Linked DNA regions of Mus musculus: all the other regions are linked to region 2. A link is a loop called in an ENCODE intact Hi-C map of the cell type or tissue named here. Cell type or tissue: left cerebral cortex. All regions are shown on one strand. Region 1 overlaps Vps8 (VPS8 CORVET complex subunit). Region 2 has its middle 34 kb from the start of 2510009E07Rik. Region 3 overlaps Vps8 (VPS8 CORVET complex subunit). Region 4 holds the start of LOC108168286 (a long non-coding RNA gene).

Region 1 (8,000 bases), 240 kb before region 2:
CAGTCTGTAATGTCAGGCTCCTGTGATTAATCTTTGCATATATGTATATGTGCATATAGTGTGTGTGTATGTGTGTGTCTGTGTGTGTGTGTGTGTGTGTGTGTGTGTGTGTGTGTGCGCGCATGCATACCTTCATACCCAAGTTTTGTTTTTTGTCTTTTTTTTTTTTTTTTTTTTTTTTTTTTCAAAACAGGGTTTCTCTGTGTAGTTCTGGCTGTCCTGGAACTCACTTTGTAGACCAGGCTGGCCTCGAACTCAGAAATCTGCCTGCCTCTGCCTCTGCTGCGTTTAAAGGCATGTGCCACCACCGCCGGCTCATACCCAAGTTTTTATCAGTGACATAAGTAAAGTTAGTTTATTGACAAGCCTGTCAGGGCTAGGTAGCAGCAAGAGTCAAAATTGAAAATGATCTTGATAAGAAAATCCCATTTAATTGTGTATAAACCTGACAAGATTAAACATTAGATTCAAATTTGTTTACTAGATTTGAAAGGTGTAGCTAGGTAGGAGTTAGAAATATCTTTAGTCCTAGTGTACTGACCCCCAGTACTCTCCTAACACCCTCCTGCGCCTGTCTTGTGAGCAGCTCTCCTCCCACTGTCATGTGACTTGCCAGCTTTAAGTGGGGCTGCGCCTGTGTGCATAGGTTGGGGCTGTTTACTGGAAGGAATGCCCCTCCCCTGCAACAGTAACAGCAGGGTGTCAGCCCTCATCCCCAAGGGCTCAGTCTGTTCAGGCCCACGAGCAGAGGCCCTGGTAGGGCCCATGACCTCTTGAGGCATGGGCTCTTGACCAGGATCACAGTACGAGAAATGAATTTCCTCCTCTGGAGCAGGCCTGAAATACGACCAGGAAGTGATTGGTTAACCCCTTACCAGTCCCACACTGTTGTACCAAGGGCACATCCTGAATAAGGCTAAAGTCCCCGCTGGCTCTCCTTGGAGCTGATGGCAGGTCCATTTAGAGCTGGGCACTCAGCATCACTCGCTCTCAGCACTTGGACCAGCTGTGAGTCTGCATTAACTCCCACCCACTGCAAAGAGAAGCCTGTCTGACCAAGGCTGAGATGCAAGCGGCACGTGAGGTGGACCGGCAGGAGAAGATGTTGGATTGTGATGAGACACTTTATATAACTCCAACTTGCAGGTGACTGAGACCCAAGGATATTCAGTTCAAGACTATCTCTTGCTGCACAGTGATTTTGAGTCCAGTCTGGCTTCCTAGCAGGGAGAAAGGGAAGAGAGGGAAGGAGAAGAGGGAGCAAGATGGTGCATTTCAGTTTGAAGTGAAGTGCTGTTGAGGAGATAGCTCTTGGATTTATGCCTTTCTTTTGTTTGTCCTACTCAAATGAAGGGAGGATGGCTTCTGAACAGGAGGGGCATTTCGTAAGTTTTTATTATTATATGTTAATTTTATTCTGCTATTTCCATACATGCATGTGTATGTAATGTTTTGATTATACCCCTGTTGCCCTCTCTTCTCTCCCTTTCCTTTCTTCTTCCCACCCCATCCACTTCTACGTGTGTGTCTAGTCTCCTGTCTTTTCTTTCTTGCAAATCCTTTCCCTCAGCAGTGAGTAAACTGCCTGTGCACCTGCAAGAAGTGGTGGGACCCTCTCTATGCCTCTCGATGGACCAAATCCAGCGTAGGTCCTATGAAGGCTCCATGACACTCTGACTCTTCCTCTGGCCCTCACATTCGTATGTTTCTTTTTTGCGATGTACCTTGGGGCAGGTGGTGTAGATACCCTCTTAGCTGGTATCTGAGTACTAAGGGTCACCTGTCTCGTTAACCACCGCCTAGTGTCAAAGCTTCTCTCACCAGGCCTAAGAGCAGCAGTGCTTTGGCATCAGCATGGATATGTAGAAGGCAAGTTGAGAGGCACATCATGCCCAGTTGGCAAAACAGTTGTAGCTTCCTCACTAGGACTGGACTTTTGATCAGGCTACCAGAGTGAGTTCCCTCCTGTAGAGCAGGCTTCAACTCCAATCAGAAAAACGCTGGCTATCCCCTTAAGTGGGCACACCTTGACTGGCTTGCACCTGCTGTAACTTGAAAGCCTCACATTAGTGATAGTTCTCCCCCAGCAGCCTACATAGCACCTTCTAGCACTGTGAAATGTCAATAAGTTCAGCTTTGTTTCTTTATGGCCTGAAGCCAAAGCACCTGGTGCCTTGCACAGTTGGGTCTTACCATTGAGTTGCCATGGGCAGTCAACAGCAATGGTCATAGTATTTATTGTTTTGGGAACCAGTGGAGCCTTTCTGACCAACAACTCATAAGGAGGTAGTCCACTCCTAGCATTGAGATTCTGCCCTTCCTTTCTTGCTTCCTGCCTGTGTCTGTGTCTGTAACTGAGTCTGTTTCTGTCTGTGACTGTTTCTGTGTCTGTGTTTGTCTTAGTTCTGTGTGTCTGTCTCTTCCTGTCTGTGTCTGTCTGTGATTGTGACAGTGTCTCTGTCTGTCTGTGACTGTATCTAGTCTGTTTTTCTATGTCTCTGTGTCTATCTGTATCTGTATCTGTCTGTGTGTGTCTCTGTGTCTGTCTGTGTCTCTCATCTGCGACTGTCTGTGACTCTGTCTCTGCTTATGTCTGTCAATGTCTATATTTATCTGTTTGTGTCTATCTGTTTCTGTCTCCGTGTCTCTCTGTCTATGACTGACTGTGTCTGTCAGTGTCTATGTATTTGTCTCTGTCTGTGTGTGCACATGTGTGGCTGTGTGTATGTGGAAGCTGGCGATTGATACTGGGTCTTCCTCTATGGCTCTTCACCTTGTTCTCTCACTCAGTCTGGAGCTCACTGATTTGAGTAGAATAGTTGGGTAGCAATCCCTTGGGCTTCTCCTGCCTGTGCCTCTCCAGTGCTGGGGTTGCATATGTGCTGCCACACCCAGCTTTTACATGGGTGCTGGGCACTGTACCCAGTTCTCATGCTGCATACATACAAGCACTTTACCAGTTTAGCCATCTCCCAAATCCGTGAGACTTCCCTCTGATATCTTTATGTCCTGGGAGTGGCTTTCTCCATCCACACACAGTGCTAAGAACTGTATAAAAAGACTTCCTTTGCTGGGTGGCATAGTTTGGGTTTGTAGTATCTGGGAGGTTTGTTGTACTTTAATCTTTAATACTATTACGTAGGAATCTGAAACAGAAAAGTTAGAAGTACAAGGCTAGCTTGGATCTCTGAGACCTTGCCTTAAGACAAACAAATGTAAAAAATAAAAACAAATTAAAGAAGCTATTATTGGAGGCAGAAGAATGAGCTTTACTGGTTAAAATGTCAGTAGTGCTAATTTGTGTCCTGCCAGCAGGTGGCACCTCGTACCTACTGCCAGCAGCCACACTTTCCTCGTGGAGTCAATAGGTAATGCTATTTAACAGTTATGATGTCCTCTCAGGGCAGCCATTGGAATTTTGAAGGTATTACAGTGAATCTGTGGAATACTTCTGGTAATGTAGTCATTTCCATACAATGAATTCTGCCAACTCAGGAACATAGCGGACGTCCCCATTACCTGGTGTTTTGTTCATCTCCTTCCTCAAGTCGGAACATTCTCATTGTGCAGGCCTTTACCTCCTTGGTTATGGTTTTATCCCTTTTCTTCGTCAATTGTGGACGGGGTAATCTTCCTAATTTCTTTCTTAGCAGATTCAGTATTACTGCATAAGAAAGCTGACCTTGTCTCCTGCCACTGTACTGACCGTGTTGACAGATGGAGCAGTTCTCTGCTAGAGTCCACGGGGTCCTTTAAGGACATCATCTTCCAAGTAGGGATAGTCTTGGCATCTTCCCTTTTGCACCCGTGTTCATCAGGGAAATTGTGTGTTGTGGTTTGTATTTTGCTTGTGTGTGTGATTTGTACGTGTGTCCTTGTTTTGCTGCTGGAAATACCAGCTTCTTAGAATGGCTTTTGTAGTGTTCCTTTCCTTCCCATTTGTGGGACAGTTTCAGAGGCGTTGGTAGATTTTTCCTGCTCAGTTCAGACTGATGCCGCCCAGTCCTGGGCCAGAACCCGGCTCTGGCTGGAGCCTGTGGGAAACTTTTCACTTTGCTTCTGTCCCACAGCTTCTTGGGTCTGTGCGCATTGTTGGTTTCATCTGGCTTTAGTTTGGGCAGGTTGTACACATTCAGAAGTTAACATGCTTCTTCTAGGTGTTTCCACATTTGAGAATATACATTTTAAAAGCATTTCCTAGTAACCTTGTGTATTTCGTTGGTGATAGGTCTCTTCCATCTGTAACTTTATACGTTTGGCCTTGTTTGACTTGTTTTTGCTTGGTTTGGCTTGGGAATTGTGAATCTTGTTAATGTTTTTCAAAGAGGCACTGGTTGATTTTATATAATTACTCTTTACTGTTTCATCCATTTCTGTCCCCATCTTTATTATTTTTTGCTGTCTGTGTATTTGGTTTTAGTGGCTTCTTATTTCTCGAGAACCCTGAGGCAAATCATTTGGTTACCTATTTTGAAATCTCTCTGATTTTTTAATATGAGTGATTAGAATGGTAAGCCTTTCCCTTTGGTTCTTGCGCCACTAGGGCGTGCCACCAGTTTCATCTGGTTCTGGTAATTTTTAAGTTTCCTCTTGGGTTCTGTGGACTACTGTTTTTTTACCAGGGTTTTGTTTGGTCTTTACATGTTTGTGTAGTGTTTGAGGTTTGCTGTTGATTTCTAGGTTCCATTGTGGTCTGATAAGAAACAAGGAATTATTTCAATTAAAAAATATATGTTTAATAACATTTTCTTATTTATTTATGTGTAGGGGAGTGAGTCAGAGGGGGTCTGCATGTATATGTATGCCACAGTGAATGTCAGAAGACCACATAGTGGGTCCCCAGGACTGTGATCTATTTACATTGTTTCCATAAGTATTTACACTCGTTTCATGCATGCCATTTTTCTCTTCTTACCTCTTCTGACTGGTTTTGATTTGCTATCTACCATATCAGATATAGAAATTCCTGAGCCAGCTTGTTTCCAGCGTACTTTTACTTGGTATGTTGCTTCCTGACCGTTGACTCCCCGGTTTTGGCTGTTTTTGCTAGTTACACTGGTTTATTGGAGGCAGCATGTACTGGTTTTCTTTCTTGTGCATATATGTGTGGCACATATGTCTTGTGCATGTGTGGTCATGTGCATGTCTGTGTAAAGGCCCATGGTTGATGTGGGCAGTCCTCCTACTGTCCTATCTTACTCATTTAGCAGGATCTCTCAGTTAAACCTGAAGTTCACTGATAGGGCTAGCTTGACTTCTAATGTCTAATGTACTGAAATTAAAATTGGGCCACGACAGCCATATAGCCATATAGGTTATATATATATATATACATATAAGGATATGAACTCCAGGCCTCACACTTAGTCTGTGTTTTAAGCACCATCTCCCCAGCTCTGGATCTTGTCTGTCCTCCCAACCCCCACATCCAGCCTTTCTCTGGGTCTTGATTGGTTAGTTAAGGCATTTTGTGTATAAGATGGTTGTCCTGAGCCGTGCGGTGGTGGCACATTTAATCCCAGCACTTGGGAGGCAGAGGCAGGTGGATCTCTGAGTTCGAGGCCAGCCTGGTCTACAGAGTGAGTTCCAGGACAGCCAGGGCTATACAGAAAAACCCTGTCTCAAAAAACAAAACAAAACAAAATAAACAAACAAAAAAAGATGGTTGTTCTGGTGGGTTTTGCTATTTGCTATAGTTTTGTTGGAGGTTGTGTCTGGGTGAATTATTGGTAGGTTTTTGTTTTTTTTTTTCCTCATTTGTTTACTGGTTGGGGCCATCTTCACTATGCTCCATTAGCTGTTTCTCTTGTGAAATGCATTCTCTCCTGTGTCCTTGTGGGTGAGACAATTTTCTTCTCCTTCTGTGTAGTGTCCCTTAAGACAGTGCGGGCTCAGTTGTCATGAATTGCCTTAATTTGTTCTGGAAGCAGTCATTTCTCCGTCAGTTTTAAGAGAGAACTTGGCTGCATGTAGCAGTCATGGTTGGCAGTTTCTTTTCAGAGCTTGAAATATGTAGACCTGTTTTCCTGGCTCTCAGTGCTGGTGACAGATCCGATGTTATGCTGGTGTCTTCTCTGTGATGTGGAGTTGTTCCTTACAATGCTAGGCAATGTATTTGTAACATTTTGCCATGGCTAGGTTCTTCGGTGATCAGGTCTTTGGGTTTGGATGTCTTTTTCTAGCTCTGGAAAATCTTCACTATACTTTGATTGAATAAATTGTGTACGCCTTTAGACTTTATCTCATCTCCTTCTACCCCATGACTTCTTAGGTTGTGTCTCTTGTTTGGGTTGTGGTTATTAATTGCCTTTCCTTTTATACATCTCTATGTGCTGCTGTCTTGACGGTGTCCCCTGTGCCTGGAATCCATTCTTGGGCCCGATCACGTCTCTGGTGATGTTTTCTGCCGTTTAGTATAGTTTGGTTTTGTTGTTGTTGAGATATGATCTCACTAGCTCTGGATGGCCTGGAACTTGCTATATAACCTAGGATGGTTTGAATTCATAGAGTCCCTTCCGTCCCTTACTCCTTGGTGCCATGGTTAATATACTTGATATATTGTTTTTGTTTGGTTGTTTTTTTTTTTTTTTTACAATAGCTTTTAATTTTTTTACTCTTTCATATAAATACATATAATTAATATTGATGATACATTGCCCCTTCCCCTCTGTTGTCTCCTTCTACAATCCCCTTTCTTTCTCACATGCCTCTTGTTTGCCTGTTTGTTTATAAATAATCCAAGAGCTTAGTCAGGATTGGTTGCACATGCTTGGATGCAGTGTTTACTGGATTGTGGAGAATTTAGTAGTGGTTATGCCTATGACTGTCCCCTCCTACAGCCATTAACTGCCATAGGGCCTAAGATAAGGGCGGGGCCTCATAATTCTCCCCTGTCCAGTCCACGCTGAAACGTTCACAGTTGGATCTTTGAAAGGTTTTGTGCAGGTTCTGCTGTGTATTTCATTCTTTGATTACACAAATTTCTGTTTGGTTCTTTTTTAGCATCTCAATTTCCATGATAAATTTTTCTTCATGGTCTTAATTTTTATCTCCAAACTAATGAGTTGTCCTCTTTTTTACATATTTATTTTATGTGCATAGGCATTTGTTTTTGCCTGCATGTATATCTGTGCACCACATGCATGAAATGCCCGCAGAGGCCAGAGGAGGGGTCAGACCCCTTAGAGCTGGAGATACAGACAGTCGTGGGCCACCGCATAGGTGTTAGGATTGGGACCCAGGTCCTCTGTGAGGGCAGCCAGTGGTCTTACCTCCTGAGTCACCTCCCCAGTCTAGTTACTTCCTCTTTCATCTGCTTTGGCGTCTTTCTTGCCTAGGTGCTGAATTGATTTTACAGCTTTCTCTCTTAGTCTGAATTGATCTGTCTTATTCGTCTGCTTAGTGCCTGGTGTTTCTGGGTTTTTAAAATTTGTTTTTCAGGCATCTCATCTTTCAGAACTCTGTACCAACTTAAGCATTTTCAAGGTTTGTGAGAACAATGTTCTTCGAGCCGCGTTCAAATTGCTCGTCTCCAGTCTTTATATTGGAGGCCATTTAATTAAAGATCTAGGAAGTATTGTTGTTACCTCTGGCACTGTGGCTAAGTCCGGGACTAGCCTAGAGGCTTTTGCTTTCCCGAATGATGGGTTTATTTCCCTGGCCTTTTCTTTATTTTTAGAATCCTCTGCATCTCCATGTGTCAGTTCAGACCATTTCCCCCTGGTGCTCTTTCAGGCTAGAGATGCAGGTGTTTTTATTTCAGGAAACATTATTGAATTCCCTGGTGGGCTACTTGCTATGCTCCAGCGCCTTCCTTCTTATTTGGGATTCCAGTCATGCATGCATTGATACTCTCCCTTCTTCTCTCAGCTTTCTGCTTCCCTGTGTGCTCTTCCTGCCTCTTCTGTCCTCTGTCCCAGACTCTTTACTCACCACTCCAGCCTCTGCAGCTGGCTCTCACTGTCACTGGAAGACAGACTCCTAAGTAGACATACCAGTGG
Region 2 (8,000 bases):
CTGCTCAGAGTTCTGGCTACCCCAGGTCCAGGCAAGGCACAGAGTAGTGGGGATAACTGCAGAGGAAGGGAGAAGGGGTGAGTTGGGCTTCCCATACTGCACACTTTTCCTTCCCCTGATGCTGTTTGAGAGTGAGCCTCACAGTTTCACCTCCAGCAGCCCAGTGCAGCCAAGTTTAAATGTTGGCACCTCTGCTTCTGTATCTGCTCACCATCTTTCTCCATCATGGACCTTGAGAAGGTCCAATCACCACTCCAGCTCTGCTCTCTCATCTCTTTGGGCCACTTCCTCATTCTCTCAGATGCTTTATAACATATACAAATAGATGTAGGTAGGTAGTTAAGCAGATGACTGTATAAATGATGCCTCCCTGATTTTTCTCATCCCAACTCTGAGAGTAATTAACAATAATAATTAAAAGGTAGAATGAATAATCAGCATGGAGAAGGCAAGGCAACTGGAGATTAATCTAGAAAATAAAACACAATGGCCATTTCTCAGAGGGATCCCACTAATCCCTCAATAACGCAAGAATTCATTGAACCCTTGAAAGTCTCAATTGTGTAGCAAGTTACAAAACCCAATCACCTTCCAAATTAGTGGCCCTTAAGACAAGAGCAAGCGAACTAATTGCCAAATTTTATGAAGGCTGAAATTGCTACTTTGCACTAACATGGGCATTATACGCTGAAAGTAATGCTGAGTAGATTGGTTAGTAGAAAAATCATCTCTATAGAAAGAAGCAGAGATTCCAGTGTTAATTATTTGTAAGTCCTTGACCAGATTTTAAAGCCATCTTTTCATAGCTCATATAAGAGTAATTAATCAAATTTTACAGTTGAAATAACATTATTATACTCTCTCTTTCACTCCAGTGTGTGTGTGCATGCATGTGCACATCTGTGTGCTCGCTGGAATCAAACCAAGGGCCTGGCAGATGCTAAGCCTGTACTTGGGCTGCAGTCCTCGCCCTATTATGCTCACTCTTACGACTAAACAAGAACTGCGAGAAAACTACAGAGATCTCATACATTTTCCCCTGTACTTGAATATTCTTTGTTTTTTTTCACATTTATTTTATTGGTTTTGCTGAGAGTGTCCAGGACTATATTTATTACACAAGTACTGCATAACTATATACTATTTACTACATAAAGTCATAAGTGCTAAATAACTATATACTCATGTACTGGCTAGTTTTGTGTCAACTTGACACAGCTGGAGTTACCACAGAGAAAGGAGCTTCAGTTGAGGAAATGCCTCCATGAGATCCAACTGTAAGGCATTTTCTCAATTAGTGATCAAGGGGGAAAGGCCCTTTGTGGGTGGGACCATCTCTGGGCTGGTAGTCTTGGTTCGATAAGAAAGCAGGCTGAGCAAGCCAGGAGAAGCAAGCCAGTAAAGAACATCCCTCCATGGCCTCTGCATCAGCTCCTGCTTCCTGACCTGCTTGAGTTCCAGTCCTGGCTTCCTTTGGTGATGAACAGCAGTATGGAAGTGTAAGCTGAATAAACCCTTTCCTCCCCAACTTGATCATGGTGTTTGTGCAGGAATAGAAACCCTGACTAAGACAACTCAGTACTATTTACATCATGTCTACCCTACCCCTACCCTCTTGTATGTTTTATGTTAGATTCTCAACATTTTAAAATATAATTGCATTATTCCCCCTTCCATATCCTCTCTCCGACCCTTCTACTTCCTCCTCTCCCTCTCAAATTCATGGCCTCATTTTATTATTCTTACAAGTATATGTGTGAATAGATTTATAACCAAACCTGCTGAGCCCAGTTACTGTTGCTTGTATAGATATAGATATATAGATATAGATATATAGCTATATAGGTATATAGGTATATAGGTATATAGGTATATAGGTATATAGGTGTATAGGTGTATAGATGTATAGATGTATAGATGTATAGATGTATAGATGTATAGATGTATAGATGTATAGATGTATAGATATATAGATATATAGATATATAGATATATAGATATATAGATATATAGATATATAGATATATAGATATATAGATATATAGATATATAGATATATAGATATATAGATATATAGATATATAGATATATAGATATATAGATATATAGATATATAGATATATAGATATATAGATATATAGATATATAGATATATAGATATATAGATATATAGATATATAGATATATAGATATATAGATATATAGATATATAGATATATAGATATATAGATATATAGATATATAGATATATAGATATATAGATATATAGATATATAGATATATAGATATATAGATATATAGATATATAGATATATAGATATATAGATATATAGATATAGATACACACACAGCCACACACACACACACACTTTGGGTTGACTAACAACTTAGGGTGCTCATGCCTGGGGAAGTCTACTGCCACCCTAGACAGTCTTTAATTGTCTGTAACTCTTCATCTAGGGGTGGAGCCCCTTGTGACATGTGACTTCCCCATCCCCACGACGACTCGTCAGCCAGGATTGCCACTGTTGAGCTCTTGTTTAAACAGCCGTGTTGTTTAGATCTCATGGCCATAGATTAGAAGACCCAGTCTTGCAGCAGGCTTCTTGGTCCTCTGGCTCCTACAGCCTTTCCAAACCCAAGTCTTAGGCGTAAGGATTGTGTTGTGAATGCATCAGGTGTGGCTTTGCACCTCACAGTCCATTTTTCTCTGCATTTTGACAAGTTGGGGGCATTCTGTAATGGTTTCTGTCCACTACAAAAAGAATCTTCTTTGATGAAGGCTGACAGCTACACTTATCTGCCATACAGATTTTTTTTTTTAAGTCTGAGAAAGGTTATCAGAAACTAGGCAGGGTGCACTGCACTATAATCTCAGCATTTGGGAGGCTGAGGCAGGGGAAATCATGAATTTGAATCTAGACTGTGGTACATATAAGACCACATCTCATTTTTAAAAATCCTTATGGGGGACGCGGGACTGGGCAGTGACTCAGTCAGTAAAATGTTGCTGGGCAAGTAAGAGGGCTTGGGCTTCATCCCCAGGACCCACATAAAGCTGGGCATTGTGGCACCTACCTGTATGGCTGGGAGCCAGAGGCTAGGACTCTTCAGGGCTTGCTGGCCACTTAGCCTTGCTGAAGTGGTAAGCTCCAGTTTCAGTGAGAAGCATGCCTCAAAATAAAGAAAATAAGATGGAGAGTCATGAAAGCAGATATGTGATGTTAACCTTTGGCCTGTGTGTGTGTGCGCATATGCACACACACACACTATTATTAGGTGCCAAATACATGATGGTTGTTGAAATTCTATTACTAATATTCACCCAGTCATCCTGCCTATTGGTTAAGAGAGTGACCCAAATTTTGCCCACCCACAAGTCTCAAGAGTCCCATAAAAGTCTATCTAAGTTTATAAAACATGTTAGTTTAGAAAAACACTGCGGAACATGTGGCTTATCCTCTAGATATTAAAACTGAATGGCCAACTTGGAACTTTTACAGAAACTACTCAACAGCGCCATCTGGTGGAGAAGAGAAAACCTCCTGCTCTTGTAAAAAGCAGCTTCTTTCTATTACACTTTTTGTTTCGTTTTCCAGCTATTCATCATGTGGCGCTATAGATGCTTGGGCAGCTAAGTGATCAAAAACCTGAAAAGAAGCTGAGTCTGGCTGTGACCAGTGAGCTCCTGGGAGGAGCGTTCGTGTCTGCGGAGACTGACGGACGGCTTGGAATCTCAGTACCGTGGAGAGATTGGACACATAAAGGTCCAAGGCTTTACTTTATCCAGGGCTACCTTTAGCATTCTGGAGCAGCCATTTCTTGCCCCATTCTAAATCTGAAGCAACGCCTTGTGATAATAAATAAAAACCCCATTGATTCGAAGCTTTCAACTGAGCAGAACACTTATGCCAATCCAAGAGCTAAGAGAGCTTCTTGGGCCTATGGAATAGCGTCCAAACCCCTCTGCACCCCCAATAGCAATGTGGTCTAAAGTTACCTTGGTTTATGACTTTATTTTTATTTAAAGATTTATTTATTATTATATCTAAGTACACTGTAGCTGTCTTCAGATGCACCAGAAGAGGGAGTCAGATCTCATTATAGATGGTTGTGAGCCACCATGTGGTTGCTGGGAATTGAACTCAGGACCTCTGGAAGAGCAGTCAGTGCTTTTAACCACTGAGCCATTTCTCCAGCCCAGAGATTACCAACTTAATAAGAGAAAATGTTTACTTTGTCTCACTTTGGGGGGGTGGTATCCAGTCTATAACCAGGTAGCTCTGCTGCTTTGGGTCCATGAGAAGGTAGCACACCATGATGCCCGATGAAACAAAGATCTTCAATTTATGGGCAGCATGGAGGGGATTGAGAGGGTACAGAGCTCCCAACATTCCTGTGAATGTTGACACAGGCTCAGTGACTTAAGATATCCTACAGTGTCTTGCCTTTGAGTCTAGACCTTCCCAAAGGGCCACAGCAGGTACCACACCTTTAGCACAGGGGTCTTCAGGGGACCAGATCTAAATTATAGAAACATGCACCTGAGGCCTTTAGAAAAGGTGACATTGTAAATGTGGTCCAGTGGCACTGTGCCATGTGGGGGCTGCGTTAGCCAGTGCAGCAGTCCTAGGTTGACAGGGTTACTACCCTTCAAACCCATGGTGATATATTCATTTCCACAGTCGACAGTTCTCTTGCTTCTCCATTGTTCAGAAGCTGGCAAGACAAGCTATTCTTTGGAGCCCTGACCAAATGCTCTAAGGATTTTTTCCAAGGTGAATGAATGTTCAGGGAACATTTTGAGAGTCTGGGTGTTGTGGCTATACATTGCAGATTCTAGGAAGCCAATAAGGAGGATGTGGGGGGTTGAGAGGCACTGGATACACACATAGATGAGAGTCCAGGTGAGAAACACCAGGGAGCTTGAGTTTCTTGTGAACAGTGAAACTGGAGATAAAACTGATTAAAGCAATGCTGGTCTCCAAGGCAGAACTAACTGGGTTCCATCTTCAATATCCCTGATGCTGAGAGGGCTTGGGAAGAGGATATCGCTTTGACTGGAAGCCCGTCCAATGCTATCTTTCTTTCTTAGGGACAACGTACATAAAAGCCCAAAGTGAGGTGCAAACATTCATCTCCCTTGATCCATTCAGGACACCTCTGCAGAGCATCCTGAGCCTCGCAGCTCCCCAAGGGGACCACGGCTGCTTCCCTTGCATTCGCATCACAGCCCAACATCTTCTGTTTACCTCACTTTGCCTGCTTCCCCACAGGTATAGTCTCAAGAGCATCCACCAGCAAGACAGACGCCAGAAGATTCTACATGGCCAACCAGATCTCAGAGGCTTTCCCAAGGGATCCTGGTCCACAGGAGGAGATGACAAGCTAGTCTAGGAAACAAACTTTAAGGTAGGATTTAAAAAGATTTTTATTGATTCTTTGTGAGCTTCACATCATGAGCCCCAATCCCACTCATCTCCCCGTCCCTCATATCTGTCCTCTGCCCTTGCAACCTTCCTCACAAAATAAAACAAAAAATAAAAACAACATAAATAAATAAATAAAGTTAAAATAAAACCAGCTCACGGTGGAAGCTGTGGTGTGTCATGGTGTGTTACATGGTGTGCCCTTTTGTCCACACATCTTTACCTATAAATGTCCATTGCCATGAGTCACTAGTGTGGTTTTAGGCCTCTGGCTTCTGCCACACCATCAATACTGGGTCCATACAGGGGTTCCTCTCAGACATCCTGTTGTTGCCCCGTATCATAAAGACCTTACAGCTTTGGGTTTGCAGGATCGGCCCTTTCACGTGCTCCAGCAGTTCACAGATGGGGTAGATGTTAAAGTGAGGCAACTCAGAGCCCTGGATCTGCGCCTGGGTGGAATCTAAGTTGGTCAGTCCTCCAGTACCCCTGCACCCACACCACCAGGGCTAGCTATCCTGCTTTGTCCAGGCAAGGTGCAGGGCTGCTCTCCCAAATGCTGCAGCCAGCGAGGAACAGGGCCAGATCTCCTACTGGTGGTGGTGGAGTGCATCTTTCTGGTGCCCACACCACTGCTTGGCAAACAATGGGTAGGACCGGTTCACCTGTGCCCCTGCCAACAGGGCTACCTCCACTGTGCTGCTCAGTCAGGGTGGGTGGGATGCTGTCCTGTGTGCTGCAGCCAGCAAGAGGCAGGGCAGCAATCCTGCTCTCACACCCTTGGGACCACCCCCTAGGGGACAGGAGCAGGACGGGTAAGAGGGGGAGGTGGGTAAGATGGGATCTTAAAAACACTTAATTTTTGAGATTATAATATTGTTGTATCAGTTCCTCCTTCCCTTTCTCCCTGTAAACCCTCACAAATCTTGCTCTCTTTCAAATTATGTCCTCTTCTTTCTTTTCTTGTTATTACATCTATTTTCTTTCCTTTATTATTATTATTTTGGTTTATCTTTTTGTTTGTTTGGTTTGGTTTGGTTTTGGTTTTTTGAGACAGGGTTTCTCTGTATAGTCCTGGCTGTCCTGGAACTCACTTTGTAGACCAGGCTGACCTCGAACTCAGAAATTCGCCTGCCCCTGCCTCCCGAGCACTGGGATCAAAGGCATGCGCCACCACCCACGCCCGGCTACATCTATTTTCTTACACACATAAAAAAGCCCTGCTCAATTTGTATACTGTCACTGTATGTGTGTGTTTTCAGGATTAACCCATTCGTATTGATAACTAATTGATGTGCTGTTCCCGGTGAAGACTATTTCTCCTGCTCTCAGCTTTCCTGATTTGCCTCAGTTCTTTTGGAGTTGGTCCCTAGACCTTAGCATATCTGATGCCATGTCAGGAGCATCATTCTGACCTTAAAACCCAGAAAGTAGGTCCCAACACCTGCCAAAAATGGGAGCAAAAACCTAATCCATCAAAGACCTGGCCATCGGCCCAGGAAAGTCCCCAAATGTACCACCCTTCCTTTTTGGCATCTGTAGTTCCACATCTTGCTTACTGAAGAACCAACCAGGATGTGGGGGTTTGTGCATAAAAGACAAAGAAAGGGCTGCGAAGCTCAGGGATGCGTGATTTGGGCAAGTTCCCTGTGCAGCCACTGGCTGGCAATAAAGACTTACTTGTCAGCTTTAAGAGTCCCCATGTGGTGGTCTCTGGTGGCTTACCTCACAGTACTTTGTCGAAGGTTGAGGCTTTGTGTCTGTTGCTGTTGTCCTTGTCCAGGTCGGGTTTAGACAGCCATGCCGGTGAGACTTTATGGGTGTAGCTTCTGACAATCTTAGGAAACATAATCTCACATAAACTTCCTGATCATGTCTCTCACAACCCTTCCACCCCCACTGAACCGTAGGCACCCGAGTTGGGTTATAGATGTATCAGTTGGAACTGGGCTTCAGAACTCTGCATTGGATTGGTTGTGGTTTTCTGTCATGGTCTCGGTATGATGTAAAGAGAAGTTTCTGTAACGAGGGATGAAACCTACACTTATCTGTGGTTATAAAGACAATTACATAGAATGTAGTTGGAAATTGCGCTGTTTAGTAAGGTGGTGGTTCTAGGTTTTCCCTTGAATATCCATGACTGTACTAGTCCTAGTAGCTAGTTGACTAGGTTTCTAGTACCAAGCACGTTTACTCTTTTGTTGAATCTAGTTAGAAAGCTGTTGGTTAGTGTTAAGGTATGGGTGCTACTATTTGCATATGATGATTGCTGTATGTATATATGGGTTGGTTGTTGATTGCCTCCCTCTTTTGGAAGCTTGCATAGTGCTTTCTGGTGCTGTGAAAGCAAGTTCTCAGGGAGGACGCTTACAGGTCAGTTAGAGCTCAGGAGCCTCTGGGTCCTGTGATTTACCTTCTACATCGGGGGATCAAACAAAGGCATTAACAGTAGCTTATAATGCTTGTAGATTCTCTTGCCCAACCATGGCCAACTCAAAAAAGGACTTGGTGTTCATTGTTGTTGTTGTGCTTGGTGTTCATTGTTGTTGTTGTTAATGGTCTTTGGATCTT
Region 3 (8,000 bases), 110 kb before region 2:
GCTGATGCCAGCTGACGTTTTTCTCAGAATAACCTCTGGGTAGTTCTTGCTCTCGGTGGATTCTTCTCAGCTCAGAACCAGACCTCTAAGACCTTGCTTCCCAGTTTCTCAAATAGCGGAGGGTATTAGAATTTGTGGCTCATTTTCCTTTCCCGGCTGTTCTGGTGGTAAGAAGTGTTAACTCAGTTTGTCTTCCCACTCATGTCAGGAATGGAGATGAGGAGGAAATCTGTTCATGATTTTTTTAGGATTTCATTTTTTTTAATTTTTTTAAGGAAAAAAGAATCCAGAACAAGCTAGCATTTCTGTGGCATCAGGAGAACCGGCCAACCCCAGTAATCGCGGCCAGCCCCAGTAACCGCGGCCAGCCCCAGTAACCGCGGCCAACCCCAGTAACCGCGGCCAGCCCCAGTAACCGCGGCCAACCCCAGTAACCGCGGCCAGCCCCAGTAACCGCGGCCAGCCCCAGTAACCGCGGCCAGCCCCAGTAACCGCGGCCAGCCCCAGTAACCGCGGCCAGCCCCAGTAACCGCGGCCAGCCCCAGTAACCGCGGCCAGCCCCAGTAACCGCGGCCAACCCCAGTAACCGCGGCCAGCCCCAGTAACCGCTGGTTGGTGGATTCATAGCAGTTAGGAGCAAAGAGCAAGATGTGGTCTCTGACAGGCTCAGGAGAAGACTGCAACCAGTGTTGGTATGCTGACGTGAGAAGACTAGTGTCGAGCTGGTGTCAGACATCTGGAGGACACTGAGTTACATGGAAGGACAAGCATTCTCAGTAGTTCCAAAGATGGAGCTGGTACCAGTATAGTGGTTGGATCAGCTTGGAAGGAATATCTTACAGTAGTTACTACAGTTGATGGTACATTAATTAACTAAGGTTTGTGGTTCACTTTAGGCTCGATGCTTTGTGTTATGAGTTCTGTGTGTGATGAGCTGTGTCTACTGAAGGTCATACGTTGTAGTTCCATCGAGCCTCAAATCCTTCCTCCCCAAACACTTGGCAACTACTGACCTCTCTGCTGCCTCTGTGATTTGCCTTTTCTGGGATAGTTAGTAAGTTGCATCTCCCACCCAGTGGTCAGCATTGAAGACGTCTCGGTGTCATTTCACGACTTAGTTAATCTTTCATCATTATAGAACACTTTTGTAGGTACTGTGGTTGCTTTATCCACTCACCTTCAAATGACATCTTAGCTGCTTATAGGTATTTGCAGTCATACAGAAAGTCACAGTAGATGTCTCTGCAGCTTCCTCTGTCGACGTGGTTCTCAGGCCATGGTGAACTACTGAGTTATATGTTAACACTCTGTTTTCTACAGGATAATTGACCATTGACTGCAAATGGCTAGAGAACAGTTGTTTGGCTCCTAGTTCTGCCATCTCTGACTTGAGACCCTATAGCACCTTTGCCTGTTGTGCCTGGCTGCAGCATTATTAATGCAGCCATTAATGTGACTGTTCTTTATTTTTATAGAATTTATTATTTAAAACATGCAAATAAAAGCATCACCCCAAAGCAGACACAAAGTCTATACAACTCGGTGAAATTCTGCATCGTTGGCATGGCCATTCTTAGCGGCATCTGTGCAGATCTATGTTACATTTATACTTTCAGCATCAAGTATATTTTATGTGCTTATCCATCATAAAAATCAAAAGTCCACAACAGAATTAAAACTAGGAGAGCAGTTAGCTTTCTATCCTCTTTCCTAACTCCTGGCCATTGTAACTGGTGGTCAGTTTTAGAAACTGTCCCGTGTGCCACTGAGAGAAGTGTACTTTGTTCTTGCTAGGTGAAGCACAGCTGCTGGCCTCTCCTCTCCTTCCTGCACACTGAGTCCAGCATCTGCCAGGCTCTTCTTCCAGTCCTGCTTGTCCAGGCCATGGCCAGGGTGCTGGCATCTGGGCTTTTCTGACTCCTGTGCCCTTTGTCTGCTGATACAACCTGCTGTCTCACTCTGTGGCTTACCCAGTTCACCCTCCAGCCTGGCTCTCTTGCTCCTGTGCTTAAAAGTTCTTGGTGCCTCTTCCCCAATGGACCCAACTCAGTGGAAGCAGGGTGAGGGGGTTGGGGAAGGGAGCAGACAACCAGATGGCTTTTTATAGAGATAATGATGCCTATCTCTCTATATGCTTTCTGTAGATGGCTTTTTATCCTGCTTCCCTTCCATCAGAACTCCTGCTATCCAGACACTGCTTACCGGCTGCCAGCTCAGCTGTTTCCTGTATAGACCCTTTCATTACACCTTCATTGATTTCTCAGTGTGTTCAGGGCTTTTTGTTTTGTCTTAGTTTTAAAGTTTTTTCAGGGAGCATGCTTTGTGGTGCTCTTGGGTTCACTGTGTGTATCTTTGCTTTTCTGGTTCAGTTTCTGATTTGAACCAGATAATGCCAGTTGTGTAGGCCTGATTTGTTTAAGTACTATTTGCATTGCGTTCATGTCATACAACTACTCTTTAGAATTGGTTGTGAGAGAATGTGAAAACAGGCATTTGTATAGCATTTTACGATTATACAGTTATCTTTTGTTCTCCTTGCTTATCTGTGTGCATTTGAAATTGTGAAAATCGTTTTCATTATCTTAGTCACTCTTGTCAGAGAGGTAGGTAGGGGTGGGCATTAGTGCCTCAGTACCGTATAGAGATCAGAGAACAACTAACCTCCAGGAGTTGGTTCTCGACTTCCATCATGGGTTCTAGGATTGACTCAAGTGGTCAGACCTGCAAGACATCTCTGAAGTACTCCGAGGTTTTCATTTATCTAGGAAAGTCCTGTTTTGCATGCACTTTTAGAAGACAGCTTTGCTGGATGTAGGATTTTCGGCTGCCCGGTTTTTCTTGAAGGTTTTGAATGTTGCCTCGGTGACTCCTGGCTGCCATTGTTGCTGCTGTTAATCTTAGGGCTTTTCCCATCTACCCCTCGATGTGACTCGTGGTTTCCACCTTGTCTTTTACTTTTCCCATTTGCGAGTTTGTCTTATCATCCATCCATATCATACTCAGAGTCCGTTGAGCTGGCTGAATGTGAACGTTACTACTTTTCAGTGAACTTGGAAATTCTGAGGCATAAGTGTTGAAATGTTTTTCTTCTGCTGTAGGGTCTCATTAGCTGTGCTATGCTGCTGGGACCGTACGTCTCTCCAAAGCTCTTCCTAGTCTTCTTTCTGTGGTTTTCATCTTGTGTAGTCTATTAAAATAAGATTTATTTTATTTTTATGAATATGGGGAGCAGAAGGTGGATATGTGCATGTGCATGTAGTATCCAATAGAGACCAGAAGAGGGCGTCTGATCCTAGTGTGGGTTTTCTGGAAGAGCAGCGGGTGCTTTAACTACACGGAGGGAGCATCTGCCCAGCCCCAGCTTTCGTAAACTCAGTTTTCTGCTCATGTGTGTTCACCAGTTCTTTTGCCTGTTCAGGTTTTCTTCTGACACATTCTAATGAGTTCTCTATTTCTGTTCCAGTGTTAACTCCCAAGTTTTCATCTAGCTTCCATGTATTTGTTTCCTTGTTGGTGTTCTCCGTTGGTGGTGGCAGGCATCACACCCTCCTGTGTTTCCTTGTCTCCTGCTCCCCTCACTTTGTGAACACATGCATCAAGACTGCTTTGAAGCCCATGTGAAATCTGGGGTCTGGCTCCATTGTGTGTGGTTTCCAGCCATTTCTTTGGTTAATGCTTTCCTATGTGTGCACACCTTGTGGTTTTTAATGGGATCTGAACATTTGAGAACAATGTACTTACCCATCTGCCCCCAGGGCTCATTATTATTTTATAATGTTTTGGTGATGGGTTGAAATAATTTAGTAAAGCTTATTTTCCTCCACTGTTAATGGTGTGACGTACTATCCCATAAACATAGTCAGACACATTTGTGTCTTTCCACGGTGTCAGAATATATCAAATAGCATTAAGTTCACAAGCTACATTTATTTCATTTGCTAAGTAGTTTTGATTTCTCTTTTTAGCTAGCTGTTGGTAAACCCAGATTTTTACATTTCCATCTTTATTATTAACTGTCAGGTCATATATTCGACATCACATAACCATGCATATGTTTACCTTAAGGAATGGCTACAAAAGAGTTAAAGAAACCAAGAGGCTTTAATGGAAATAGAGGCAGAGAGATAATGCAGATGCAAAGAGTCCCTTTGGGGTTCTGTGTTAACTCATCTGAAGAGTTGCAGCTGCAGGATTGCAGAGCAGGCAGTGGGAAAAGAGCAAAGCTGAGGCCCCTGGGGTAGTTGGGAGTTCTCTGCCTTGTTGGTCTAATTCCTTACCTTACACACTGGATGGTCAGATGCCCAGTGAGGGGGTACGCCACTATTGTAGTGTTAAATGTAAGCGTTAGTCTGTAAACTAGGCTGCTCTGTGGATAGAAAGGAATGTTTATTTGAGGAAAATCAAACTGCTGTGGCTATCTTGAGCAAAGAGGAGCAGGCAGAGAAAATATCTAAAGGCAGGGAGAGCTTTGCCAGTTTTAAAGAAAAAGGTGATGGGGGCGGGAGCCTGTGAGCTGGAACGGTTGTAAGTTAGAGTAGGGGTGGAAGGGTTGCTGGCCAGAAGAGCCAGGGCACTAGCCTGGGGACTTGGGTCTGTTATAGGTTTGTTTTAGGTAGTGGGGAAGTAGATGCCCCACGCCTGTAGGGGTGGATGAGGGAAGAAAAGGATCCTCCAGGCAAAGGTTTCAGAGGAATGCTGCATGCACGCTTTAGTTTATCCATAGCAGTCCTGTTTACCTGATCAGGGTCCAGACCGAGCTGAGCCCAGGCTAGCCTTTAAGGCATTGCTAGGGCACTGCCATCTAGGGACCTCGTAGTCCGGGTGAGGATGTTATACCCTGTGTTAGCCTGGTGTGCTTGATGCGTTATTGGGTCAACTTTCTGCATTACGCATCTGTGTGCCCAGATGTCCCTGCACTATACATCCACGTGCCCAGATGTAGGTGAGTTTATAGCTGGTGGGTTTTTACTTTTGGGGATGAACTCTGAGCAGGCTGGGCCTCCTGGGTGGGCTTGGAGAGGTGGTTCTGTACATGTGTAAGGACGAGGTAAGTCACATGCCTCTGCCTGTGCTCAGAATGGAGCCAAATGCTGCTTTGTAAAGTTGAGGCCCCAGGAAGCCAGGCACAGCTGAACACTGTGGTTCACACACGCGGCCCTACACACCGGAGCAACAGAGCAAGTGCAGCTTGGTCTCCACATTAAGCTTCCCATTCTTTTCTCTAAGGAAGTACAGTGCAGATACACTCACCCTGGGGTAACCATGGGATCTCATACTTTTCTCTAAGGAAATACAGTGCAGATACACTCACCCTGGGGTAACCATGGGATCTCATACTTTTCTCTAAGGAAATACAGTGCAGATACACTCACCCTGGGGTAACCATGGGGCTGTGGTGTTGCCTGCCTCTCCGTTTAATCTCTGACCACACCCAGCCATTTTTGTTTTCAACAATAACCCAGGATATCAATTGTTCTTCAAACCCAAGTGTCAACTCTGATTCTTTGTATGTCATTGTTCCTGAAGTCTATATTTATCATTCTGCCTGCCACTAAGGCTCCTCCCAGTCATCTTTCCCTCATCTGTGGCGCATCACAGCAGAAACTCCTCTCCTTTACCTTTCACAACTCCTGTGGTCCTTAGAACTTGAGTTCCAACGCCTCTCAGCTGCACTGCACTGAAGCAGGCTCTCTTTAGAAGAAGGGAGAAACTATAGGTGTATGAACCTGCTTTTATCCCTGGGGAAATCTTATCATCCCAAATCTCTGGAGCTTCGGACAGGGACAGTGGAAAGTTTCTGTGCCAGGATGAGGAGGCTGCGGCCTCTGGTCCAACTGTTAGAAATAATCTCAGGGCCCCAGAGAAGAGACCACCCCAATTACAGTGTCCCTATAAGGCAGAACTTTCCTTCTAAGCAGAAGGGTGCTGTATTCACTCAAGCAGAAGAGCATATTCAACCAGACAGAAGTCACTGTTTTGTTCTAAGAGAGGTGGTGACTGTACCCTTTCCCCATTGGCTGGGGTCCAACCTCACATTCTTTCACAATTGGCTAGTTTGATAGACAGACAGACAGACAGACCAAGGAAAAGACAAGGGGGTGGGGCACAGCAGGTAGAGGACATTTATTTAATGTGTACAGATGTTTTCTCTGCATGTATGCTATGTACCACATGCATACTTTGTGTCCTCAGAGGCTAAAAGAGGGCATCAGATCCTCTGGAAGTGGAGTTGAACGATTGTGAACTACCATGTGGGTGCTGGGGACTGGTCCCAGGTCCCCGGCAAGAACTGCCATGTTCCTAGCTGCAGAATCATTGATCCACCCCTGCAATTGGCTAGTTTTAAAAGAATTGGAAGGTGGGGGGAATGACCCAAAAGAAAAGAAACTGGGAAAAGGGGTGGTCAGTTAAGTCGATTAAGTTCCAAGGTTGTTGCAGGGCCTTTATGGAAAGAAAGGGTACAAATAAGGGAGATTAAAACATTTGCATATTTTACAACTTGGGGGGGGGGAATAAAAAGATTTGTATTCCTTGTCATAAATGAAAGTTTTAGAGTGTTTGACAGAAAAGATTGATACTCTGTGTTTCGCAGGGCAGTGGTGGCCCACGCCTTTAATCCCAGCACTCGGGAGGCAGAGGCAGGTGGATCTCTGAGTTCGAGGCCTGCCTTGTCTACAGAGTGAGTTCCAGGACAGCCAGGGCTACACAGAGAAACCCTGTCTTGAAAAAAAAAAAAACAAATTAAAAAGATAATAATACTTGGTATTTCTTCTGCTTATGGCTTGCCTCACATGCCAGGGAAGGGTGGGAGGGCAGCATACAGCCTCACAGATAGAACTACTGCCATCCTCTAAGTTCAGGCAACGCCCACCACTCAGGTTCATCTCTCTGGGGCTAGACATGCATAATGGGAGGCAGGCTGAGGGTACTGGGCTCTGCCTCATCCAGAGCATTCTGGGAGCTCCAAGAGGCAGGCATTGCCACTCTTGGGTGCAGAGTCTGCACTGGAGTCCCCTCTGCTGGGCTGGGGTTGGGAGGAGGAGTCTTGGTTCAGACACCAGACACTTGCTGTCGGCATGAATTCATAGATTTCCTTTTTCTCCAGATAATTGTTTTTCATTTGCCATTCTTCACTAGGTCTATTTCTCGAACCTTTACATGATTTCTTGGTTGGGTTAGGTTTGGTTTTAATGCCTTTCCCAGTTGCAATTGGGAACAGAATGTGTGGAGTTCTTTGGGATGGAATAAGCCTCCCACCTCTCTTGCTCCCCCTTGGGAAGCCCTAAGAGCTATCTTCCTGATAGTGGGCATGTCCTGAACATACAAACATGCAGACGTTGTGTCTTTACATGGTGTCAGCGTTTACGGAATACTGAATGCAAGGTTTAATTGTTCAATGATGGCTTTATTATTAAATCCATCTACCTTGGTAGCCTGGCCCATCTTTACAATTTAATTGTTAATTATTAACTCTCAAATCACACAGCACACAGAGTCTGTAAAGGTATATGTATGTACATGTATGTATGTACATGTAGATGTGTGCATGTGTTACAGAATGAATATAAATTAAAGAGAATTCCGCAGAGTGAGGAGGCTGTGGCAGTGTACTGAGGAAGTCTGGATAGATACAAAGTAGCCCAGTGCTGAGCCAGAGCTGTTGGAGTCAGATTTGAGAGCAGAGCTGTGAGTGTGACTGCAAAGGGACAAGCCACACCAGGTGGGGGTCCAGATGGGCACATAGGTGAGCCGGCGCTGGGGAGTAGGCTACATTAACAATGGGGACCAGTCGGATCTGGGAACCCTCCATCCTTGATGCAGACACCTGGGATCAGACCATCCATTGGTATTGGGGTCATGCTTTTATACTTTTAGGCATCCATCAATTTATGGGGTACAGGTGAGGGAATTAGACTTTTTCCTCAATCTGGTGACTCCAATAAATTCTTGGGCCTGGTCTTCCCAAGAAAATTTTAATATGCCCATGTGCTCCCACAATT
Region 4 (8,000 bases), 190 kb before region 2:
GAGTGGATCTCTGTTGAATTCATGGAGACCTGTGTATCCTAGAGAAGAGACTGTCAGGGGTCATGCACCTGCAGTACTTGGAGGGCCGAGGAAGCCCAGGTAGCCGGACCCTGCTCCTGACCTCGCCAACCACGCAGCAGTCACCGCTGTGCCGTTTGGTCTCTCTGGGGCTTTGGTTCGTTTTTGATTTTCCTATAGTTCACTGTGGTATTGAGTTCTTGTCTTAGTCCCTTGTGATCGATCAGACAGAATACAAGAAATAGAAATTGATGGATCCTGTTTTTTAATCTACTATGCGAGGCTGGGTCTTTTCCTTGAAGAATTGGGGCCATTAACGCTTAGTAATTATTGAAAGGTATGCATTAATTCTTTTCCTTTTGCCGTTTTTGTAATGCTTGGGTCTCTTCTTGCTTCACTTGCCTGTGGTTCCAGTGCGGCTGATCCTTCCAATGGCTTCGGTGCTGTTTCTTTTTCTCTTCAGTGTAAAGGGTGCCTTCAAGTATCTCCCGTAGAGTGACCCTGGTGCTCATGAGTTTGGTTTATGTCTGTCATGGGAACTATTTCTGTGTCCTTTGCTCTAGTGAGGGCTCTGTTGCTGTGATAGAACACTGAAGACAACTTGGGGAAGAAAGGGTTCATCTGATTTGTAGGCTGTAATACCTCACTGGGAAGCTGAGGCAGAAGCTTGAAGCAGGAACCAAGACAGAGCCCGGGGGAAGCACCGCTTACTGACCGTCCTCCCCAGGGGTGACACCGGTCACGGTGTACTGGGCCGTCCTGTATCAATTAGCAATTAAGAAATTGCCTCATAGACATACTCAAGGAGTAATCTGACAGGTAGTTTTTGGTTGAGTTCCCCGCTTCCTAGGCATCTCAAGTTGACAGCCAAGATGAGCTGTCATGAGCTCCCTCAAGCCTTGTCAGTGGGGGATACAAACGCATCATGGTTAAGCAACTTTCCTTTTTTGGCTTATACTCAAGATCTCATGTTAATATTAACACCACAGGATAAAACACAATCCCAGCAGTGTGAAAGTCCAAAGTGTCACTGAAAGAACCCAGTCCCTCTGCAGCCTCACCATCCAGGCCTTCATCACCCACACTGCTTTCAGCATCCTTGTCTCCCAGCTCCCTCAGAGCAGCCCGTGCAGCTGAGCCCTTAATGGCTTTTCCAGCCCAGAGTTCCAAAATCATTTGCCTTCCTCTCACAAAGCATGAGGTTTGTCGATGCAGCAATCCACACTCTAGCACCCTCTTCTGCTCTAGTTACTGCTGACACTGAGCTGAGGAAGGCGCTGCTTAGAAGCTGCTTAGGAGAAGGAGAGACTTACCGGACTTACACCATTAAAGGGGTAAGGCAGGAATGGAACCAGATACTGCATAGCAACAGGCTTACCAGCTTGCTTCCACTGGCCTGCAGCCCAGGCACACCTCCAATGGGTGGCACCTTCCACAGTGGGCTGGACCCTCCTATATCAATCAGCAATTAAGAAAATGGCCCCTTAAACATGTCCTTGGGACAAGCTGATGAAGACAGTTCTTCAACTGCGGTTTCCTCTTCTTCCCAGGCACGTCAGGTTGACAATTAAGATCAGCGTTCAGTTTTAAGGGAGAGCTGTTCTGGAAATAGTAATGTAGGCTGGCAGTTATTGCTTCAGAACATGGAACACATCATTCACTGTCCTCTTGGATTTTAGTGTTTCTGCAGCATTGGGATGGCTTTGCCTTTATGTATGACTTTGTACTCACCTCCTGATTTTCCAGTATTTTTTTTGTACAGAACATTACAGTATAATTTGGTGAAGTCCTCTGGTTTTACCTGTTTAGCATTCTGAATGTTTTCTGTATGTGGATGGCTATCTTTGTCCCTGGATTTCAGAAAATTCTACTATGATTAAATATATTTCTTAAAGATTTATTTTATGTATATGAACATTTTGCTTGCATGCATATAGTGTTCCGCATGCATGCCTAGTTTTCACAGAGGTCAGAAGAAGGCATTAGGTACCCTGGAACTGGAGTTACATGTGGTTCCTGGGAGCTCAGTGCAGTTTTCTTCAAGAGCATCTCTCTAGCGCCCCCTGCTATAACTATTGAATCTCAATCTCTCTCTCTCTCTCTCTCTCTCTCTCTCTCTCTCTCTCTCTCTCTCTCTCTCTGTGTGTGTGTGTGTGTGTGTGTGCCGTGCACTCACAGTTATGTAGTCCAGAGGTCCATCTGGGTGTGTTTTTCTCAGTCTCCCTCCACCTTGCTTTTTTGAGACAGAATTTCTCATTGTACCTTGTCTTAGTTACTGCTGTGAACAGACACCACAACCAAGGTAACTCTTATAAGGACAACATTTAATTGGGGCTGGCTTGCAGCTTCAGCGATTCAGTCCATTATCATCAAGGTGGTTATGGTGCAGGAGGAGCTGAGAGTTCTACATTGTCATCTGAGTCACTAGGAGAAGACTGGCTCCCACAAGGTTACTCCCACAATGACACAATGACTTCCTCCAACAAGGCCACTCCTCTAAATAGTGCCACTCCCTGGACCAAGCCTATTCAAACCACCACAAACCTAAAGCTTGCCAGTTGGCTAGACTGTAATATAAGAGACTCCCAGGATCTGTCTGTATTTGTGTCAACCCATGCTCTGGGGTTGGAGAAGCTGCTGTGCCTGGCTTTTATGTGTGTGCTAGGCACCCATGATCAGGTTCTCACGCTTCAGTGGATACCAACTGCTTGCTTCCTTTGTCTTTGTCTTTGTCTTTACATTTATGCTATGGTCTGCAGGTTTTTAATGGTGTCCTGTAGCTCTATCATGCTCTATTCCCACTTTGTTACTTTATTTGTGTTGCTGTCTGAATGTTTTAAATCATCCCCATCTTCAGGGCCTGCGATGGTCTTCTTACTTGATCCTTTTGTGAGGCTTTCTACTCAGTTTTTAATTTGGTTTGTTGAGCTTTTTGTTTGTAAAGTTTTTATTTGATTTCAGTATTCATTACCATTGGATTCCTCATTCATATCTTGTATCATCTTCTCTGTTTCATTCCCCTCTTTATTTGTATTGCTTTTTTTTTTTAATTCACTCAAGAATTTGTGTTGTTGGATTTCATTGACTGTTCTTACGGTCACTCTTTTGGAGTCTTTGTTATTGTATGTCACGCAGTCTCACTGGAATGCATTGCTGCGGGGTTGGTATACTGTGCTTTCTGCTCCAGACTTCGTCTTTGCTTTTATCTATGTTTTAGCTATGTTTGGGCAGGGTGTTCCCACAGAGAAAGGCAGAAACTGAAAGGCTCAGTTCTAGTTGCTTCCTACTTCTGTAGTAAACAACACAACCAAAGCAGCTGGAGAGGAAAGGGCTTATTTACTCTCGCACATAATTCACCACTAAGGGAATGCAGGGCAGGAGTTGAAGGCAGGAATGTGGAAATAGGAAGTGAACAGAAACCATGGAGGAATGCTGGCTAGTGGCTGCTGGGCTTTGGTTTATGCTCAGCTTACTTGTTTCCTTCCTTCCTTCCTTCCTTCCTTCCTTCCTTCCTTCCTTCCTTCCTTCCTTCCTTCCTTCCTTCCTTCCTTTTTCTGAGATTTTATTTGTACCTATTTTTTGTGTATGTGCAGTGTCTGAGGAGGCCAGAAGAGGGCATCAGGTCCTTTAGGACTGGATTTATAGATGGCTGGGAGCTGTCATGTGGGTGCTTGGAATTAAAAGCAAGTCTCCTGGAAGAGCAGCCGGTGCTTTTAACTGCTGAGCCATCTCTTTAGCCCCTTAGCTAGCTTTCTTATACAGCCCAGGCTCTCCAGTCTAGGTACCATGCCACCCACGATGGACTGGAGTCTCTCACATCAGGCATCGATTTAAAAAATGCCCCACCGTCAGGCCTGCAGATTATTAGTGTGATCTAGGTAGTTCCTCAGTTGAGTGTCCCTCTTTCCTGGTGTCTCCAGTTTTGGTCAAACTGATAATAAAAACCAAGCAGTGCAGGCAGAAGTGTTGAGTGATCCCAAAAAGGAGAGCTTCAATAAGAAGAGTAGCCAGGAGCAGGAAGCTCAAGGAGACTCATGTGGGAATCTTAGCTTTGACCGACGTGGATCCTATTAAAAATGGGCAATTATCAGTGGGTAAGACGATAGTGTCGTCAAGACTTAGCTTGATTTCCACAAATATTTCTGGTTTATAAATTCACCCTGCAACAGAGGTGAAGCTAGGATTTTAGCTAAAGAAATCAAAACAGGACTCTCTCATTTCTTGAAGCTCAAGCATGAAACTCTTTGACAGGGAACTTGGGGGGCATTTACTCCCTTGTTCATCCATAGCTCTCATGTCCAGAATTCAGAATTCCATAAAGTTTACTCTGTCTAGAAATTCTAGAGAGGTTAAAAAACACCCTCAATTCTGATTTGTAGTATGGGACCATTCTAACTTTGCTAATTGTTAATGTGAGCCTTAAATTAAAGCCTTAAAGCAGGGACTCTTGAAGTACACTGTGGAGGCTCATGACAGTACCAAGCCTCATGTCTATGGATAGCCCATTAAGTGCAGCACGTGAAACGGCTGTCTTTTCTGCTGACTACAGGAACTTGTGTCCCTGAAGCCCTGCAAAGCCGCAGAGCTGGTGGCTACTCACTTTTCTGAGCAGATCGAAGTGGTCATTGGACAGCTTCAGGTAAGGGCTGTGAACACGTAATGGGAGGGCACCTGGATCTGAGGACTTCTGGTTACATGTATTGCTAAATTCAGAGTTCCAATTAAATGTAGTTTGGTGGTGGTGGTGGTGGTGAGTATGTGTGGGTGTGTGTATGTTAGATGTGTGTGCACACTGCCTATGTGGTTTATGTTCTGTTTGTGTGGTATGTTGTGTGCATTCTGTGCCTGTGTTGTGAGGGGATGTGGATGGGAGGAGCTGTGCATTAATCTCTGAGTACTGAGATGTGGGAGTGGATTGTTGGATAACAAATCCTGATATTAAGGGAATGGCTCTGAGACTCTAACCTACACTGCTTTAGAAACCATAAGCCATAGAAGAGCCTCCTGTTTTCTTTAGCTATAAGATCCACAACCCTATTCTGCTGACAGCTCATCTTACTTAAACAGATCTTTGTCCCCTTCAAATTGAGTCCATGGTCATGTTTTAGATTTTTCCAAGGAACAGCTTCTCTAGCTGTGGCTGTGCATGGTGAACGCTGAGAAGCTCTGGGAGAAGTGTGGTGTGAGGGCCGACTGTTCCTCATAGTTTATCACCACAGTACCAGTGGCCAGAGGAGAGAGCTCGGCAGTTGGACAACATGAGGGGTGTGAAGTACAACCCACAGCCCTCAAGTCTAGCAGCAGTGGTAGGGATGAGGATTCACTCATTAGGACCCACGTGGCCCCGCTCTGTACCAGAGCACTTAGGGTTAGGCTCCAAGGAGCACACTTAGGGCACTGCAGTATAATGCTACCGAGCTGGACTACCCTTAGTAAAAGGGACCATGGGGACGAGAGAAGAGTGATGGTGAGAGAACAGCTCCCAGAGCTGCCAGAGCCACGACGGTGTCATATTTGCAGGCAGATCTGGGAAAGGCTTTCCAGAAGGAAAGGCACTGGTATGGAAAGACGTAGAGACTCTGGGTTCAGAGTGTGGGCAGGTCTGTGGGAAACAAGAGATAGTGGATGCGGTGGAGGAAGGAGGCAGCACTGGTGCAGTGAGAAGCAGTTTTAAAAGGGGTGCATTAAGATATAGAGCCCAGAAAATATACATGGGGCTTGAGCTGATTTTATTACATCTACATTTCTCTGTGCTTGAGAATTACCAGTGTTTTAAGCAAAGGATGTTAACGCTAGATCTCTTTTATGGAAAACTTTGGCAAAGAACACAAATGGAGCCATAACCACTTGAAAGGCAAAAGGGCAAAAAAAGTGGTAACCAGGACAAAGCCAGCAGCAGTGGCCGATATGGGCTCCAAATGAGTCTGCGTACTTAGAGAGAAGCTCAGTAAGGCAGGAAAATTTTAAGTGGTTCCTAGGTTATCCAATAGTAGATCTACTAACTAGCTCAGAGAATTAATAGATGAATTAAATTTATGGCCATCCATTAATTCATTCAGTGTTTATGCCGTGGGACCAGAAACATCAAATGCAGAGGATAACATATAAAAACAGAAATGGAAACGAGGAAAACTTGGGTGTGTGATCTCTGCTCAGAAGGACAAAGATAGACCAGGCAAATGGCAGTTTCAGAAGAATTGAGTTAAAATGATGATGGATTCCATGGAAGATCTGTGGCCAGGCTCTGGGAATAGTAACTGGGCCAGAATGATGCTGGGGCCTGGGGAAGGGCACATGGCTGAGGTGTCGGGGTGGCAAAAAAATGCTTCTGCTCACACCACCTCAAACCCAGGACCCCTCTTCTCTTTAGAAATCGCTTCTGCTAAACCTCACTTGTTCTGGTGCTTCTGGGATTATCTTTAAAAGTGTAAGATTAACAATTAACAATTATTTCTACCTCCTCCTGTAGTAAGAGTCAGAGAAGCCTGTTGAATGAGTATCATTGAATGGTCAAATAAATAAAATCTGGGCACAATGGAGTTTTTTTTTTTTTTCTTTTTAAGTGACTGATTGATTGGTTTGTTTGAGTTCCTCACAGTTCTTTCGAAGACATTATATGTCTGCTAGGCTTCAGTGGTTGTATAAACCCCACATTGATCTTACGGACTTCCTTCACTTTTAATGCAATTTGCTCCTGAATTTGTTCCCAGGGCTCTTGGAAGGAAACTCAAGTCATAACCAGGAGGAAAGGCATGTAAAACAAAAGGAAGCAACATAGAGAAGACAGGATATGAAGGCTGATAGTGACTAATGACTATACATGGGCCAGTCTTTAAAAAAAAACTAGCATGTATTTCTATACTTTCATATGTGTTTGTATATATATATATATACATGAATAAGTGTGTGTGTGTGTGTGTGTGTGTGTGTGTGTGTGTGTGTTCCTGTCCCTTTTGAGTGTGAGATCAATCAAGCCTTAGGTCTTGTGCATGCTACACAAGGATTCCATCTCTGTGCTATATCCCTAGCCATAAATAGATTTAGAAATCATATTCAAAACTATACTATTCTTTTCATTTGGACTGTTCCCTGCTTGATACAGAAGAAATTTGAATACATAGAAAAAAATGTTCAGTTTTGCTTAGGCTTCTTAAGAACCTAGCAACTAAATTCATGAGCTATAAGAAGCTTTATCTCATTTAATTGTCACTACTTTTGACAAATGCAGAAAAGATACAGCTGGGGTTCAGTGGAGTGGGTGGAGTTGTTTTGTTTCCACATAAGGCAACTGAACACTAAGAATTACATGGTCATATTGCTAATGAATGCTGGGAATAGAATCCAGACTTTGTGCTGACGGCTAACCCTTTGCAGTTGTGGTTGATGCTGTTGCAGAGATAAAGAGTTGAGGTTTTGGAGGTAGTTGTTAATTTGAACCTTAAATACACCTCAACTCTCCCCACTATTAACTGTCTCACAGCAGACCCTTGTGAGAGGCAGAGGACAGTTGAGTCAGTCTGAGACTCCCTCTGCAGCCCAAGTCCCTTGTCAACAACACGGATCTAAGCACTGACCATTTGAGTAACACTTGTGCTGGGGCCAACTTTCTTGGGAAGGGTCTGAAGTCACAGGGTGTGTGAAGGGTGTTGGAGCTGTTGAGAGTTTGCAGCCCTGAGGTGTGCAGAGGCCCCACGGAGACACAAGCACCTGCTTTGAAGGGCCAGACTAGACTAGTTCTTTAGCATTGCACAATCTTGGAAATTTGATATGTAATTGTGCTTTTTATTTTTCTATTCAGAACCAGCTTTTGCTTTTCAAATTTTTGAGGAGTCTTCTTGATCCAAGGTATGTTAATAAACTTTGGCTTTCATAATACACTCATGGAAGGATGGAAAGAAACTAGAGTTAAGATACTGGCCTTTGGTATCCAAATGGTAGATTAGCTCTTTTTATTTTTAATGGAAAAAGGGGTGATTATTAAA

What was found. Peaks named below come from ENCODE experiments on the same cell type or tissue, not always from the same donor. Only the 100,000 strongest peaks of a DNase experiment are listed, where the experiment ranks them.
Region 1: it touches region 2 in a loop (6-fold over the local background); 29 of 42 quality-filtered maps call a loop at or near these places.
Region 3: it touches region 2 in a loop (10-fold over the local background); 34 of 42 quality-filtered maps call a loop at or near these places.
Region 4: a loop joins it to region 2, with 2.1 times the contacts of the local background. A loop is called at or near these places in 12 of 42 quality-filtered maps.

Annotation. Positions count from the first base shown.
Region 1 is chr16:21,485,269-21,493,268 of GRCm38, forward strand. The region is part of intron 20 of Vps8 (VPS8 CORVET complex subunit); the gene reads left to right. Among named protein-coding and RNA genes, the nearest start is that of Vps8, 66 kb to the left of the region's middle. In left cerebral cortex, a CTCF peak has its summit at 3,318 (motif pointing right); DNase peaks (open chromatin) are centred at 2,860 and 3,321.
Region 2 is chr16:21,724,520-21,732,519 of GRCm38, forward strand. No RefSeq gene overlaps it. Among named protein-coding and RNA genes, the nearest start is that of 2510009E07Rik, 34 kb to the left of the region's middle. In left cerebral cortex, a CTCF peak has its summit at 3,528 (motif pointing left); a DNase peak (open chromatin) is centred at 3,546; H3K4me3 peaks cover 430 bases; H3K27ac peaks cover 243 bases.
Region 3 is chr16:21,612,676-21,620,675 of GRCm38, forward strand. All of the region lies in intron 45 of Vps8 (VPS8 CORVET complex subunit), which reads left to right. Among named protein-coding and RNA genes, the nearest start is that of 2510009E07Rik, 78 kb to the right of the region's middle. In left cerebral cortex, a CTCF peak has its summit at 3,283 (motif pointing right); DNase peaks (open chromatin) are centred at 128, 3,321, 3,561 and 4,362.
Region 4 is chr16:21,535,452-21,543,451 of GRCm38, forward strand. It overlaps Vps8 (VPS8 CORVET complex subunit), which reads left to right. Exons shown (of 47, transcript NM_001285893.1): 34 at 4,568-4,657; 35 at 7,817-7,863. It overlaps LOC108168286 (a long non-coding RNA gene), which reads left to right and starts at 7,880. Exons shown (of 2, transcript XR_001781925.1): 1 at 7,880-8,000. In left cerebral cortex, CTCF peaks have their summits at 2,053 and 3,643 (motif pointing right); DNase peaks (open chromatin) are centred at 1,324, 3,651 and 7,284.